Regions from separate parts of the Homo sapiens genome. Here region 1 is linked to region 2. The links are chromatin loops, found by intact Hi-C in ENCODE. Cell type or tissue: endothelial cell of umbilical vein. All regions are shown on one strand. Each heading gives the region's core, and the rest is flanking DNA. Links, peaks and the distances in the headings are about the cores only.

The links. Hi-C counts contacts between places; a loop is a spot of excess contacts. Peaks named below come from ENCODE experiments on the same cell type or tissue, not always from the same donor. Only the 100,000 strongest peaks of a DNase experiment are listed, where the experiment ranks them.
Region 1: it touches region 2 in a loop (4-fold over the local background); 3 of 110 quality-filtered maps call a loop at or near these places.

What each region holds. Positions count from the first base shown.
Region 1 is chr4:40,904,862-40,913,197 of GRCh38, forward strand. All of the region lies in intron 10 of APBB2 (amyloid beta precursor protein binding family B member 2), which reads right to left. Among named protein-coding and RNA genes, the nearest start is that of NSUN7, 160 kb to the left of the region's middle. In endothelial cell of umbilical vein, for the core only: a CTCF peak has its summit at 4,001 (motif pointing right); DNase peaks (open chromatin) are centred at 4,060, 4,740 and 6,090; H3K27ac peaks cover 2,942 bases.
Region 2 is chr4:41,639,596-41,647,931 of GRCh38, forward strand. It overlaps LIMCH1 (LIM and calponin homology domains 1), which reads left to right. Exons shown (of 32, transcript NM_001330672.2): 15 at 4,905-5,031; 16 at 6,528-6,685; 17 at 6,890-7,298. Among named protein-coding and RNA genes, the nearest start is that of LIMCH1-AS1, 49 kb to the right of the region's middle. In endothelial cell of umbilical vein, for the core only: a CTCF peak has its summit at 4,834 (motif pointing left); a DNase peak (open chromatin) is centred at 4,836; H3K27me3 peaks cover 1,492 bases.

The DNA.
Region 1 (8,336 bases), core at 256-8,255, 730 kb before region 2:
AGGACCCAGAGAGCATTTCTACACTGGTCCCCATGAGCGCTCCAGCTGTTCCTGCCATTTCCCCCAGACTGTCTACAATACACTGAGCACTCAGGTAGAAAACACGATGCATGGCCCTTTGAAGCCCTGGGCCCACTACTGCCATTAACTTAACTTTCCCCCTTCCTATTTTTCAGAGCAAGACACATAACTGGAAAAGCTCCCCTGATGTTAACCTCTGACAGGCCCTTCTACAAAGAGGACGGTCATGATCATGGCTAACCCCCATGTAGCGCTTACCATGTGCCAGGCACTAAGGGTTGATCCATAATTGAAATATCGCCCACGATATCCATCTCCTTGCCTGCCCGCCACCCACTAATGGCTGGTCCCTTCATGAAGGGCAGTTCCCAGCCTGGGTCACCTCTGTCTCTGCTCACAGGGCCAGGAATACTAACCCCATCCCCTGCAGTTGGGAAACACCCAGCGCACACGCAATCATACAAAATAAAAGCTACATTATTTGACACAAGGAAGGAGAAAGAGGCAACGCAGTTGAGCAGCGGCCTCACAATCCTTCTTCACACACAACACGGAGCCAGGCGAGTTCCCAGGATATAAAACTTCCCTGATGTCAAGTCCTTAAATGAAAACGAAAGGATTCTTTCAAAGCAGATGCATCTTTACTTGTTCTCCCCTGGGCCATTCCCAAGTCAGCTCCTGCCTGCGAAGTCTATTCCTAACCTCCTCCCTCTGTTGGAGAAAGCGCACTTGCAGACTTGCCACGAAGCAACCTTGAGAAAAGCAATCATTGTGAGATTTATAGGAACCACTGATGTGCTGGAGAGAATGCACAAAGGCAGTCTCACTCCAGTGGGGGCTGAGATGACATTCGGCATCTACTTTATTGCTGGGGATTCAGCATCTACTTTATTGCTGGGGAATCTTTGCTTCCTCACGCTTATTCAGGGGAGGCCAAAGCTCCTCACTCCTCCGCACTGAGAGATCTCTTTGGTAAGGGTACGATGGTCCAGAACAGCAGCCTAGACACCTTCCTGACCCCTTGTGTGGCTCGAGTGGGGAAGCGAGAATGAGTTTGATGAAGGTCAGTGGTCTGAGGCCATGCTGGAGAGGGGGAGGGTGCCACTGTCCTGGAGGGGCCTGGATTTGGCTTCTAATTTAAGATATACATTTGTGTAGCATTAAAGTCATGACATCAACATGCTTTCCTTTTAAGACACAAGATACACATTTTTGCATGGCAATGAAATAATGTCTTCAGTGTATTCTAAGCATAGATTCTAAGTATTCATTGTTAACTTAAAAGCATTCTCAGCTGGGCACAGTGGCTCACACCTATAATCCCAGCACTTTGGGAGGCTGAGGTGGCTTCTGCTTGAGCCCAGGAGTTCGAGACCAGCTTGGGCAAAATGGCAAGACCCTGTTTCTACAAAAAAATTTAAAAATTAGCTGGGCATGGTGGCACACGCCTGTAGTCCCAGCTACTCAGGAGGCTGAGGTGAGAGGATGAGGCAGGAGAATGGCTTGACTGGGAGGCAGAGGCTACAGTGAGCTGAGGTGCGCCACTGCACTCCAGCCTGGGTGACAGAGTGAAACCTGTCTCAAAAAAAAAAAAAAAAAAAAAAAAGAAAAGAAAAGAAAAGAAAAAAGAAAACAAAAATTCCCACCAGTACTTAGTTAAGGGGATTTCAGAGTCCCAATGAGGAGGGAGGAAACTTCCATTTCCAGCGCTCTGATGTAACCACAGGTGCTTTATTATTAGTTACCTAACTTAATTTAGTTCAATTTTCACAACCCAGTGAACCCAGTGAAAGAGGGACTCTGCATCTTTTTTAAGTGTCCATACAAAACATTGGAAACATTTTGACCATGAAAGGACTTGAACCCTCAATCTTCTGACCCAAAGTGAGATGTCTTTTCCCTTAGGCCACATGGTCTCCTCTCTCCCATTTTTGAGATAAGCAAACAGACTCCTGGCAAATTTAAGGTTTCCTAAAACAGAGGTGGCAGAAAGGAGTGTCCCACACATGCACTTATTGAGAGTGTGTGTATATACATGTACATATGCATGTATATATGTGCACACGGGTATATATGCATGTATATGTAAATATGCATATATACACACATATATGCATGTCTATATGTGTATATGTAGATGGATCTAGGTACAGATAGACATACATGCAAAGGACTCAGCTAGAGACTTCCTTTTACATATCTTGTTCAATCAACTTAATCCACATATCAACACATGAGGCAGATATTATTATTGCCATTTCACAGATGAGGAAACTGAGGTACAGGGTAGTTGTTAAGACTGAATCGTGTCCCCTCCCCAATTCCTATGCTTAAGTCCTAACCCCCAATGTGACTGTATTTGGAGAAAGGGTCTTTAATGCAGTAATTAAGTTAAATGAGCTCTAACAATGGGGCTCTACTCCAATAGGACTGATATGCTTTATTTAATTTAATTTAATATATTACATATATATATATATATATATATATATATATATTTTTTTTTTTTTTTTTTTTTAGACAGAGTCTCACTCTGTCACCCAGGCTGGAGTGCAGTGGCTCACTACAACCTCCGCCTCCTGAGTTCAAGCAATGATCCTGTCTCAGCCTCCCAAGTAGCTGGGATTACAGGTGTGTGCTACCAAGCCTGGCTGATTTTTGTATTTTTAGTAGAGATGGGGTTTCGCCCTGTTGGTTAGGCTGGTCTTGAATTCCTGACCTCAGGTGATCTGCCCACCTTGGCCTCCCAAAATGATGGGATTACAGGTGTGAGCCACTGTGCCTGACCCTTTTTTTTTTTTTTTTTTTTTGAGACAGGGTCTTGCTCTGTTTTCCAGGCTAGGGTGAAATGGCGCGATCTTAGCTCACTGCAGCCTTCACCTTTTGGGCTCAGCCTCCCCTGAGTAGACGGGACTACAAGTGTGCACCACCATGCCTGCTAATTAAAAAAAGGTGGGTTTTTTTTTTGTAGAAATGGAGTTTCACCATGTTGCCCAGGCTGGTCTGGAACTCCTGGGCTCAAGCCATTTGCTCACCTTGGCCTCCCAAAGTGCTGGGATTACAGGCGTGAGCCACTGTGCCCAGGTGTGTGTCTGTGTGGTGTGTGTGTGTGTATGTGTGTATGTGTATGTGGTGTGTGTGTGTGGCATATGTGTATGGTGTGGGTGTGTGTGGTGTGTGTGTGGCATATGTGTGTGTGTATGTGTCTGTGTGTGTGTGTGGTATCCTTATAAGAGGAGGAAGAGACAGCAGGGAGGCGCCCACACAGAGAATAGGCCATGTAAGGACAGAACAAAAAGGCGGCCAGCACAAACCCGGGAGAGCGGCCCCAGGGGAAGCCAAACCTGCTTTCACAGTGACCTTGGGCTCCCAGCCTCCATAACTGTGAGAAAAGAACGTTTCTGTAGTTGAAGCCACCTCGTCTGTGGTATTTTGTTATGGCAGCCCCAGCCAACAAACACACGGTGGTGTATACACTTCAGGTAACCATGAGCATATGGCAGAGCTGGCAGTGAAGCCTGAGTTTGTGTCCTGACACATTCCTGTCACCGCGCCTTGCTGCCTCCTAGGTGCGGCAACAATGCTGGCTTTCCTGACGGAGAGAGGGAGGCCGGCATCCCCAGGCCACACCTATAATGCCTCTCACCCCATACACGTGTGCACAACACGCCTCCTCCCCTCCTCACAATCTTGGGTGCACCCAGTAGCTACACCCGGCTGGCACCGGAGCCCAGGGAGGCCAGCCCCACTCTAAAGAGGCCCCGAAGAATTCAAGGCCTCCTAGGAGTACCCTGAGGAGAAGAAAATAATCCCTCAATGGGGAGTGAGTACTTCAAAGCCCACCAGCTCTACGTTTATAGCTTTGGGCTGGTCCCGAGGCTTCTCAGAAGTACCTCAGAGCCGACAATGGGGGAGCCCGCCACTGCAGGAACCAAAAGCCCTGAGGTAGTGTGGGTGCCCTTGTGCAAACTGTCCACTAGGGGGCACCATCACCCAACACCTGCTAACAGATCACTGGAGGCAAGGAGGCCTATGGAGGCAAAGGAAATGCCCAGGGAACCGACTAACTGCCTGCTAGCTGCGTCCTCCTCCCTCCAGGCCACAGCACTGCTCTCCACACTGTTTTCCAGAGGTGTAGCACTCTTAGGTCCAGGGGCAACCTGCAGAGGAGCCCAGTGTGGGGCTGAGGCCTCTGGGCCTCCCCTGTCACAGTGGCCCTGCTCTTGCCCTTACACAGAAGGGCTTCTGCTACTAAAGAAAGGCCGGTGCACCATGCAATCACCATTATTTGCAATGCCTGCCCCACAGCGACTCTCATTAACCTGCTGAGCAGGTTCAATCATCAGCACGTTATGAACAAGTCATACAAATCTAAAAATATCAACCAGAAATGCCAACTTATTAATTTACGGAGAGAAACGCCAAGTGTCAGTCGACTGCATGTTCAGGTTGGCTAATGAAAGGGTTTGCTCTCTGCAGGAAACCCACTCCAGTTTTCAATCCCCAGGCCACTGCAGGCTGACAAACAACGATGCAGGCAGAGGAACCTGACAATCAGCATCCTAACAGCCAGGATTCTTGACGATTCTTCACTCATGCCAGAGACACGCCTCCGGGTTGTGATTTAGTACAGAAACAGTTAATTGCATTAGTCATTTCCTGCCCAGGAACCAGGCTGGCATTATGAGTCCTATTTTTATCAATGGAAAATTTGAGCAGAGGTGGGTTCAACCGAGAGACGTAGCACAATGTTTCCAGAATGTCATGGAACAAATTAAGTGTATGTTTACTTAAAGATGAACTTGCAGGCATATCTCATTAGACATATGTAATCTGATAATCACTTATAATCATCATGATACTAGCAGTGACTATTTATCGAGGGCTCACTCTGTGCTGAGTGTTTTATATACAAGTCTGGTCTTGGCAGGGAAAGCATGAAGGTGGGCGCTGACATTTACACATCACTTGCCACAAGCTGCATGCTTTACAACATGTAGCACAACATGTTTTCACAACAACACTACAAAGTAGGTGCTGTATTTCTTATTTTCTAAATGAGAAACTGAGGTTCAGGGAACTTAGTTGAATTGTCTAATGTCACAATGTAAATAAACAGCAGAGCTAGATTTGATCTGAGGTTCACCGCAACCTCTGTCTCCCAGTTTCAAGTGATGGTCTCCTGCCGCATCCTCCCTAGTAGCGGGGATTACAGGCACCCACCACCATGCCTGGCTAATTTTTTTTTTTTTTTTTTGTAATTTTAGTAGAGACAGGGTTTTACCATGTTGGCCAGGCTGGCCTCGAACTCCTGACTTCAGGTGATCCGCCGCCTCGGCCTCCTAAAGTGCACTAGTCTTTTTTTTAATTTTTAGAGAGGGGTCTTGCTTTGTTGCCCAGGTTGGAGTGCAGTGGTAAGATCATGGCTCATTGCAGCCTCAATCTTCTGGGCTCAAGTGATCCTCCAACCTCAGCCTCCCGAGTAGCTGGGACTACAGGCTACGCACTACCATACCCGGCTAATTTTTTCTTTTTTTGTAGAGACGGGGTCTCACTGTGCTACCCAGGCTGGTCTTCAACTCCTGGGCTCAACAGATCCACCTGCTCCAGTCTCCCAAAGTGCTAGGATTACAGGCATGAGCCACTGGGCCCAGCTCCCAGCCCTAGTCTTGATTCCCCATTCTCTGCTCTACATTAGCTGTTCTATTAGCAGAAATGCTCAATCTAAAGGGGGATCCTTGAGATCAGGCCTGTTCTGTGGACCTCTGTATACCCACCACCCAAAAGTGGCCCCGGATGTGCCACATGCTCAAGAAATACTTGTCAGATGAAGACACTCGAGCTTGAGACAGACTGAAATATCATGGCAAGGCTAGGCCAGACCTGACTGGCAGTCCTGGACTACCACTCCCTATTTGTGCCTTCAGCACATTCATCGTCCTTAGTTTCCTCATCTGCATCACCGGAGGGATAATCTTGCCTTTGCAGGCACTGCTGTGGATTCAAGGGGCTGTGAACCCTGGCAACCAGCCCAGCACAGCCTATGGGAAGCAGTTGTTTTTATTGGAATAATAGTAAAATTGTACACAGCCTGGACTCTGAAGCCAGAGATTGCAGTTTGAATCTCAGCTCCCTACTTAATTCCTGTATGACACACGGCAAGTTGCTGACCTTCCCCTGTGTCTTGGCTTTTCTAACATGGAAACGACAGACATAGGGTTGACCCTTGAACAACATGGATTATTTGGACTGTGTAGGTCCACACAGATTTTTGTCAAGCAAATGCAGATTGAAAATAGAGTATTTGCAGGATGCAGAATTCATAGAGGGTTGACTTCTCGAATCCGTGGGCTCCTCAGGGACAACTGTGAGACTTGAGTATGCGTGGATCTGGTATACTCGGGGGTCCTGGCATCAATCCTCCGCATGTACTGGGGGATGACTGTGCTTATGTTCTAAGGAATGTTGGGAGCACTAAATGGTATCATGTGTATAAAGTGCTCACAATGGTACCTGGTAAGCATACAATGTGTCAACCTTTATTATGATTAGCTCTAAATTATCAATAAATCCTGATCTAAGCCATGCCTAGTGATATAAAAGTCATATAAAATATCGATTCAGTCGGGGGACCTAGAGTCAGGTAACATGTCCAACTCCAGGTGTCTTACACTGTAGGCCACAGGGCCAGTTCTTCCTGTGGGCTTACTCTGCCCAATCCAATCCATGTCTGGCTTATCAGGAGCGCCATCATAAGCTGCTGGGGCCTGGAACCTGCAGACTGGAGCCCATATCCAAGGGTCCTGGGACACCTCAACAGAGGTGCATCCTGAGCTCTTAATGTGTCTGCAGTCCTCATAAGTGGGCCTCCAGCTGGTCCCAGACCAACACCTAGGGGGACACGGATTCCTGTGCTGGAGCCGAGCCTCCATGCAGAGCTTTGTGCTAATTTCTTCTCTAGGTACCAGTGGGATCTAGATAACTCATTGTCATGACATCACCTCCCTCCTCCCTCTGCCCCTACACAGACTTTGAGCTTCAGAGCACTGGGATGCTGCAAAGGCCTGCTCATTAAATCGGACCGGCTAGACATGGAACAGGCCTGCAGAAGCTTTGGAGAGTATGGTTTGGACTATTCCTGCACTCAGCGATACGGGACAAGCACAGAATGCAATAATATTTAGTTTGTTCAAAAAGCCAAATGCTTTTGCAAAATACTCTTTTTTATTTAATAGGAAATAGAGATTGTCTTATGGAAGAGTGGGATGGGAACCTGTGGAAAGACATCTTAAATCCAACCCCTGGCAGTCTGACATAGGGCTGCTGTCAAATCCCCATAGCCACACTCCCAATCACAATGCTTCTTAGATACCCCTAACCCACCGCAGCCTAAGGCCTACAAAGACAGCTCAATGGCTGGGCACGGTGGCTCACGCCTGTAATCCCAGCACTTTGGGAGGCCAAGGCGGGCGGATCACCAGGTCAGGAGTTCGAGACCAGCCTGGCCAACATGGTGTAACTCCGTCTCTACTAAAAATACAAAAATCAGCTGGGTGTGGTGGCAGGCGCCTGTAATCCCAGATACTCAGGAGGCTGCAGCAGGAGAACTGCTTGAACCTGGGAGGCACAGGTTGCAGTGAGCTGAGATCGTGCCACTGCACTCCAGCCTGGCTGACAGAGCAAGATTCCTTCTCATAAAAAAAAAAAAAAAGGACAGCTCAGTTATTGCAAAAGTATCTCTAAGAATGCTCTGAGAGTGACTGTGGAAATTCCCCTGGAGGAACAGTGAACACGTTACACAAAAGGGAACTTCATCAAATCTGCTGCTGGAGATGCTCAAATGCCAAGCAAATCTGAGTGTGTGGCAGTAAACATGAGATTCACATCCCACCTTCTCGGAGTCTGAGTAAGGGCCCATGGAAGTCGAGGCCAAGAAGCTCGGCTGGCAGAATCCCGCTTCTATTCCTGCTGATACGCAGCAGATGTCTGCGCTACTGGGAAACCATTCTTACTCCCTGAAAGTGTGAGTGGTATTTTAGTTTTCCCCTGCAGGAGTCTTGGAAAAGATTGGAAAGCAAGTCCTGAGGTCCGCATGGCTGATTTACACTACAGATTACGTTTCTGCTGCTGCAAAGCTGAGAAACGTTATTTGCAGAGTAAGCACAGAGGAAAATCGGAATGCACACCAAACTGTGCACATGAAGTGGAACATTGCATTTCGCTGGGAAATGAGCTCTAGGCCACGTGAGCTCTAGGGGAAACGCTGATCCTAAGAAAGGAGCAGAGACAGCCTGCAGTCAGCAGTCAGGCTGTAC
Region 2 (8,336 bases), core at 116-8,115:
GTACTCCACATCCAAATTTGAGAAGACTCCAAACCCTCCCATTTGTGACCACATTAACTCTGCTTCAGAAATGGATTTCCCATATGCAGATCATTCTGCAACTGATATTCAAGGCAAACTTTTTTTTATTTGCAAAATGCTAGACTTCTCAGATTCAAGTAATTTGTATTTGAAGAAACATGATTAATATCTAAATCCAGCATCAGTAGTCTGCTGATCCTGATATTGAGGAGCATTTTGTGGCCTCGTGGGAGCCTGGGCCATCCAGAATGTAATCACCAGTCCTCCTCTGCCTATCCTTTCCTGAGCCTCAGTTTCAAGTCACACAATGAGGAATTTGAATAGAATTTGCATGTAGAACATGCAAACATCATTTCCACCAATGACAATGAGATTAGGCAAAAAATTAAGTGTCTTCAGATTGTGCTATTTTCATGTTTGTGTTCAAGATGTCTGCTTAGTTTGGACTCTGAGCCCTAAGTGGTCAAACTCCAGGGCCAAGTTTCCCATGTGTGATCTGACATAAAGAACACTCATGCCTCAAAACCAAATTCAGCCTGAGCTTGACTGACTGCACAGAGTTAAGTAGTCTGTAAAATTGAGCCCTGGTTATTACTTTTCAAACCTGCAATGGCAATATTTAACATTCACTGAAAGGAGGATTTTATAAGATTGACAGGCAAAACACTACTTTGGTTTGGTGAGCGAAAACATTTTGATAGAATGGATTTCTTCTTCATCAATGCAAGGCTGCTATACAATTTGCTTAAAATAGACCCCTGGGAAAGGTGAAAGAAAGGAAGGGAAATTAAAGAGTTTCTGAATTTTGCCTTCACCTGAACACAAAACTTCACCCACAGGAAAAGTTAATGATTTCTTAAAAGGGGTGGGGACAGGGACTCCCTTCTTGCCTTCTCTAAGTTTACAAAATGCAGCCCCAGGGACCAAGAAGAGTAAAAGGAGCTTTTTTTCCAGAGCTCTTATCTAGGGATATCCAAAGTGCTGAGTTTCCTGCTTAGAGCAGATACAATTTACATGAAACCATGTGGGGAACAAAATGAAAAGTTGATATCAGGAATTTATTCTTAAAATAGAAACTTATACTATTTTTAGTTTATTCCCTTAATATCTCCTTTTTCCAAAATCTTTAAAGGCAGTTTTTTGGCACAGGCTATATTTATTAATAATTGACACATTCTTAAAATAGAGCCCAATCAAAAAAAAGATGAGCCCTTTAAGGAGAATATAGGTCAGGGGCAGACCTACCGCACAGGCAAACAGAGAAATTTCCACCTCCTAACCAGCCAAGAATGTTTCCATAGATTTAATTTCACCTTCTTGCCCTTTTCTTCACTTTCACACTCTTTCCCTCCCAATACCTGGCCCACCAAAGGAGTCGGTACGTTGTGAGAGCCATAGGCCATTTTATTCTGAATTCCTTTACGGTAGACTTGGCCCAGAAACAATTTCCAGGCCCTTGGGGTAATTCCATCCCGGCCCTCAAAAATGCCAACCCACCACCAAGGGAGACTCCTGGACTCTGCAGCCAGGAGCCCTCATCCCAACAGCCCAAGGGCATAGACGTAGGTACTGAGGAGCACAGGATTAGTCCAAGTCACATTAATATTCTGGAAGCTGGCCATCTCCAGGATCCCATATCCGCCAACCCCCATCCCCAGACACACACCTCTTCATTTGGGAGGCCAAGTCTAACCTGAACTAGGGAACATGTTCTGAATGACAACTCAGCCCATTTTCTTTCTAGTATTATCAATTCTCAACTTCTTAATTTTTTTTTGAAAATGGCATAAATATATCACTCATAGGTTTGTTATTTCTTTTTTGGCCAGTTTGCTGATATTTCTTAAAAAAAAAAAATCTTGAGAAAAAAAATCATACAGGTTGAGCCTGCCTTATAGAAAATGTTTGGAATGAGAAGTGTTTCAGATTTTGAACTTTTTTAGATTTTGGAATATTTGCATATACATAGTGAAGTATCTTGAGGATGGAACCCAAGTCTAAACATGAAATTCATTTATGTTCCATATATACCTTATACATATAGACTGGAGGTGATTTTATACAATAGTTTAAATAATTTTGTGCATGAAACAAAGTTTTGGCTGCACCCCATCACACAAGGTCAGGTGTGGAATTCTCCACTTGTGGGGTCATGTCAGCATTCAAAGAGTTTTGGAGTTTGGAGCATTTCAGATTTCAGATTTTTGGATTAGGGATGTTCAACCATGTACTTCCTGGTACATGAAAGGGCAAACGAGTTTCTCCTTTTATTTAACTAACTGGCTTCTGGCCACATTTGGGCTGAGCTAGTTAGAGCTTCACAGTGGGAGTAGAGATGGGAACGCAGGACAGACAAAGGTAATTCTTAAGGTCTGCTCTCATTTTCTCCATGCCCATTGGGTGAGATAATCAAATCCCAGATCCTGGAGAAGGCTGCCATTTTCTTCTTGGGGTCCCAGAAGAAAACCTGGATCTATGGCCACCCATAGTGGCCTAAACCAAAATTCTGACCTGTAGATATTATAGATGGCAGAGTTGAATGAAGGGACCTCTTTTCTCTCCCATAATCTACAAACTACTTAGTGGGATGGTAAGAGGGTCCCAGCTCAGAGAGGTTTAAGTCTTCTAAGATCTTAGCAAAGATTATAAATCACCTTAAAAGATGAACTGACTAGATTGAATATTTTAAAAGTAAGATTTTTTTTTTTTAAACTGTGAGAGGAAGAATGGGACGAATTTTTGTGTCTTTCTGGAAGGCCTGCTTAAGTGAATTTTGATCCATGAAGTTTAAAAGCATGGGTTAGACTTTTCTACCTAATCCTGCAAATTTCTTAATCTTTCTTAGATACCATTAATCAATAGTCTAAAATAGATGAAAAATCACAGCCCTTCTCCTCTATCGAGGACTACAGTTTCTTTCTTTTTCTTTTCTTTCATTCTTTATTTTATTTTATTTTTTTGAGATAGAGTCTCGCTCTGTCACCCAGGCTGGAGTGCAGTGATGTAATCTCAGCTCACTGCAACTTCTGCCTCCCAGGTTCAAGCCATCCTCCTGCCTCAACCTCCCTAGTAGCTGGGACTATAGGCGTGTGCTAGCATGCCTAATTTTTTTTCTTTTTTCTTTTTTTTTTTTTGTATTTTTAGTAGAGAAGGGGTTTCACCATGTTGGCCAGGCTGGTCTTGAATTCCTGACCTCAAGTGATCTGCCCACCTTGGCCTCCCAGAGTGCTGGGATTACAGGCGTGAGCCACCACACCTGGCCCAGCTTATTTTTTCTAGAAGCCACAGCTGCTGAAATCAACATTCTCCACTGAATACATGGAGGCAGCATTATGCAATGGCTTGTCATATCCATGCTAATAGAAACCTCAGCTAAGAGTCCTTCTGTGCAGCCAGATTATTAGAATACTCTTGGGGAAGACAGGTTACAAGTACAGTTTTTCAGTTTAGTTCTCTTAGACTTAAATTGTCCAACATCTGGAGAGCAGAGAGAGGCACTCACACATTTATACACATTCCTTTTGAGTGGATTGAAGGGAAGGTGGGCAGCCATTGCTTTGGGGGTCATCTTCCAGACAGCTGCCTGCTAGGGAGCCCTTTGCATTCGGCGATGCTGCTGCTGTTCATTGTCTGGCCATGGGAGTAACAATTTTGGACATCATTGATGATGTCTGGAATTCTTTGGTGTCTAAGTGCATGGTAGTTTTTTTTTTCTTTGTGTTAGGCTGGTTTCAAAAATGGACTGTCACCATATTTTGTTGCTAGCACTTAACAGTGAGCTTTTAAGAGCCCTCTATGTCTTGAATTTTGGGCTCCATAGCCCACTTGTCCCAAAGTGAGTCATTTCTTTGAAAGAAAAATAAAAGGAGGAGGATTTTGCTTTGGTTTCTATTTCTGTTTTCATCTTGCTGCTTCAGCTTTTGCTGTAACAAAGGTTTATGTAAGCATCACAAAAAAGGCCCTATGGTCTTGCACAACATTTAATAAGCTCCTATAAAACATATAAATTATATGTATGCACAGTCTAAGAGTTTTTTAAAGACTGATTTCCCTTGCATTTTTCTTTTAAAAGAGATATTCAGAGTTATCCTGACAAAAATTAAATGACTGTGTGCATATTAGAATACAAAATATATACCTAATTTATGTGTTTTACTCCTTACTCTTGTTATAAAATGCCTTGTTTTCTTGATTCCAAGATGCCATCAACTGCACTATCAATTACAGCAGTTTTACAAGAAATAAAAAGAAATGATTACAATGAACATATACATCAGCCATCCATAGTTGTCAGATGCATCTAAAATTCAATAAAATAAAATAAGAAAAAGTGAGTGTCTTAAACTTAAGGCCAAATGATATTTTTTTGGAAATGGAGAAATTGCCTCCATTCACATAGGAAGCCTTTAAGCCAGCTTTCTACACAAAGAAGCATTTAACGTAATACAGTTTTACTTCATGGAACACCGCCCTCTTTCCCCACAAATTCTACCCAGGTTATACCTTTTAATTATCTTAATTTTATTTTTTAAATGCATTTCCAAGTGAGAGGAGCCTGGGGCTTCAAATACCATTTTTCTAGCTCTTCTTTAAACCTATTTTGGCACCTACATATAAAATGATATTGACCCGATTCAGTGACATCACTGAAGACAAAGACGGTCACATTTTGGCGTTTGCGGCAAAAGGAGGCGGTGGGGTGCCAGCACGCCCACCGCCCGCCCAGGGCCAGAACACACCGCCAGTCACGCGCTGTGCGCAGCCCGGGAAGGGGGCAGTTTTCCAAGCCCGGTAGCGCCCCCACGCGGCAGGACGCCCAGGCGCGCGGAGACGCGACGGGCGCTGATCGCGGTCCCTCTTGTGTTCGCTCTCTCCACACTCAGGAGCACCAGCATGTTTGACATGCGGTGTGAGGAGGAGGCCGCGGTGCAGCCGCACAGCAGGGCCCGCCAGGAGCAGCTGCAGCTGATAAATAACCAGCTGAGGGAAGAGGACGACAAATGGCAAGATGTGAGTTGTGGCCAAGGCGCGCGGGCAGCGGGGAGGCTTCTGGCAGCAGAAAATCCAGCCGGGTGGGTAGACGTGGACTTGAAAGCCATGCGGGGAAAGGGAGCCCCTAGAGGGTTTCAAAAGGTGACACGGTAAATGTGGGACTCAAAGGAAGGTGAGTAGCAGCGTGAAGGTATGGAGTGATGGCCCAGACATGTAATCAGCAAACACCCTGGCCAGAAGCTTGGTCACAAAAGAGGGGAGGGGAGGCAGGAAACTGGGATGGGTTGTAGAATTGAGGCTGCACTATCTTCTGAGGTTATATATTTCAAATTGATCATGATGATGATGGTAGTAACGATAACAATGACCAACATCAAATGTGTACCAGTACCAGGCATTGTTCTAAGTACTTTGCATGCATTCATTTAATCCTCTTAGTAACTCAATGAACTAGCAACTCTTATTGTCCTCGATTCCACAGACGAATCCCAGCACAGCTGTCACTTGCTGAACGTCACATAGCTAGCGAGTGGGGGAGCCAGGATTAGAACCAGGGAAGGAAGGCTAAAGAGGCTGATGAGGGCTTTGAGATTGTGTGCTGAGAGCCAAAGCGGGGAGAGAGGAGGGAGAGTGGATTATTTCATTTAATTCTCACAAAGCACTCTGGAGGTAGCTATTGCAAACTTGACTCCACCTTTAGTTTAAAAAGTTAACTTCTCCAAAGTTCATAAAATATAGTAACAATTATGTCTAAAGTATCTTGAGCACTTACTATGTGCCTGGCACCTTACGTCTATTTTCACATTTAACCCTGCAAGCTTGTAAGAATAGGTGCTATTATCATCATTTTAGAGAGGAGGAAATGGAGGCACAGGGAGACTAAGAAACATGCCTGAGATTCCAAAGCATGGAAAAGACAGAGCTGGGATTATTTCCCACAGCTGCAACCCCAACCATCTGCCTCCAGAATCCTCACTCTTCATCATTATGCTATAACTACCTGTAGGATTGTGGTGAGGTTGTTGTAAGGATCAGATGAATTAATACATATAGAATCACCAGATCTAAAGACTCCAAAACAGTTTTTTTTCTGCCTTGACTGCCTTCCATGTGGAAACTGTAAATGAATCCCTACTATTCTATTGTCAGCAAATCTGTTCACAATGCAGAGGTTATAAATAGGAAGGAATGAAGTTTCTTACAGTTACCTTGTGAGGCAATTCTCTGAAATTTGGCAACTGACATGAAATGTGATTGCATATTTCACACTGCCATATTTAAATAAATGTGCAGCCCTGCTATGGATACTGTAGATAATATCTGGATGTTTCTGCCTTTGAGGCATTCCAGTTCCAACCAGACTTACATTGGATTGTGTGGGAATGCACACGATGTTATAGTGCCTGGGCCCATAGTCAGTTCTCTAAAGAGTAGAAATGACTAAACTCTGAAGAATAGAAATGGAATTATGCACAAGTCTGAAGAAGAATATTATATCTTTCTTTCCCTGCCAGGACCTGGCTCGTTGGAAGAGTCGTAGAAGAAGTGTTTCTCAGGACTTAATCAAGAAAGAGGAAGAAAGGAAAAAAATGGAGAAGTTACTGGCTGGAGAAGATGGGACAAGTGAACGAAGGAAAAGCATCAAAACCTACAGAGAAATTGTTCAAGAAAAGTGAGTTCTTTCTGTTGTCGTTTTTAATGTACAATATTATCTAGGTGTTTTTTTTTTCTAAAAATTATTGGCTGTCACAAAGGTTCTGATAGTAACATTTTATATTCCCTGTACTATCTCTTCAGTGCTACCTTCGTTTCTACCAAGGTCTTCTTTGCAATTTTCATTAGTTGACTTTGTTATTGCTTCTCCCATGTCCTTTAGAGAGCGGAGAGAGAGAGAGCTGCATGAAGCATATAAGAACGCTCGGTCCCAGGAGGAGGCAGAGGGGATCCTTCAACAGTACATTGAGAGGTTCACCATCAGTGAGGCTGTTCTCGAACGCTTGGAGATGCCAAAAATTCTGGAAAGAAGCCATTCAACAGAGCCAAATTTATCCTCCTTCCTGAATGACCCCAATCCCATGAAATACCTGCGGCAACAGTCACTGCCTCCACCCAAATTCACTGCCACTGTTGAAACCACCATTGCTCGTGCCAGTGTTCTGGATACCAGCATGTCAGCAGGCAGTGGGTCTCCAAGCAAAACTGTCACTCCCAAAGCAGTGCCTATGCTGACACCCAAGCCTTACTCCCAGCCCAAAAATTCTCAAGATGTTCTGAAGACCTTTAAGGTAGGACAAGTTCCTTAAGAGTAGAACCAAAGCTGAACTCCAGGGAGTGGATGGAAAGAAGCATCATGACTCAAGAAAATGTCATTCTTTTTACCATACAAAAGAAAAATGTGTTGACATTTACAGCTGTGAAAGTCATAGGTCTCTGGAGATTTGGTTTGTAAATGCTTCAGGGACAGCTGTTTCCCTCAATTGCTGTTGTTAATACAGATGGACTCCTATAAGACTGATAGTGGAGTCGTCTCCATGAGCAAGGTCTATTTTCTAGTTTGATATAATGGCATGATTTCTCTGTACTAGTGGTAAAAACCCTAATTTAGTAATACCCTAGTATTTCTAGGTATCAGGAGGTATGGCAGACTCCTCAAAACAAAATTTTATTTGCTTTTGGTTCAAATAGAAGTATATGCAGCTACCTCTCTTTTAGGAAGAAATTGGCATTCAGCATCCATTTGACATTGTAGCATCCAAAAAGATTTTACAATTGATAAAAATACAAGGAACACATGGGAACATGGGACATACTTGGTCCTCAAATGAGACAGGTTTTTTAAACAAGTGGAAAGAAACTGGGTTGTTTTGCTAATGAGTGTGTAAAATAGTGTTCCAGACTGAAGAACTTGTGGAAACCAAACATCTTTTCGCTTCCTCAAATTCAAGTACTTTCTCTTATATCAGGAGGAAGCACTCATCCTTTGTCTTAAGTTCTTTTGACTTGTAAAGAAAAATCAGTTCCCCTTGTCCTTGCACTCAATGAGTTTGTAATAAACAGAGGTGGAATGCATCACTTGGAGATGTGACCATTAGATAGAAAAGTTTTCGTAACTGATTGAGCAGTGTGATGCCACGTAGCTTCCTTGCTGTATTTCAAAGAGAACAAAACCACACTTTCTGACTTTTGCTGAAATAACTCTGAATGTATCTCAAAAATCTCTATCTTAGGCTTTGATAGAACAAAAATGTCCAGACTGTCTCATCTGGATCACATTGAGCTGTTTGTCCCCTTATAAGGGCAGGGGCCATGTCTCTGTCATTCAT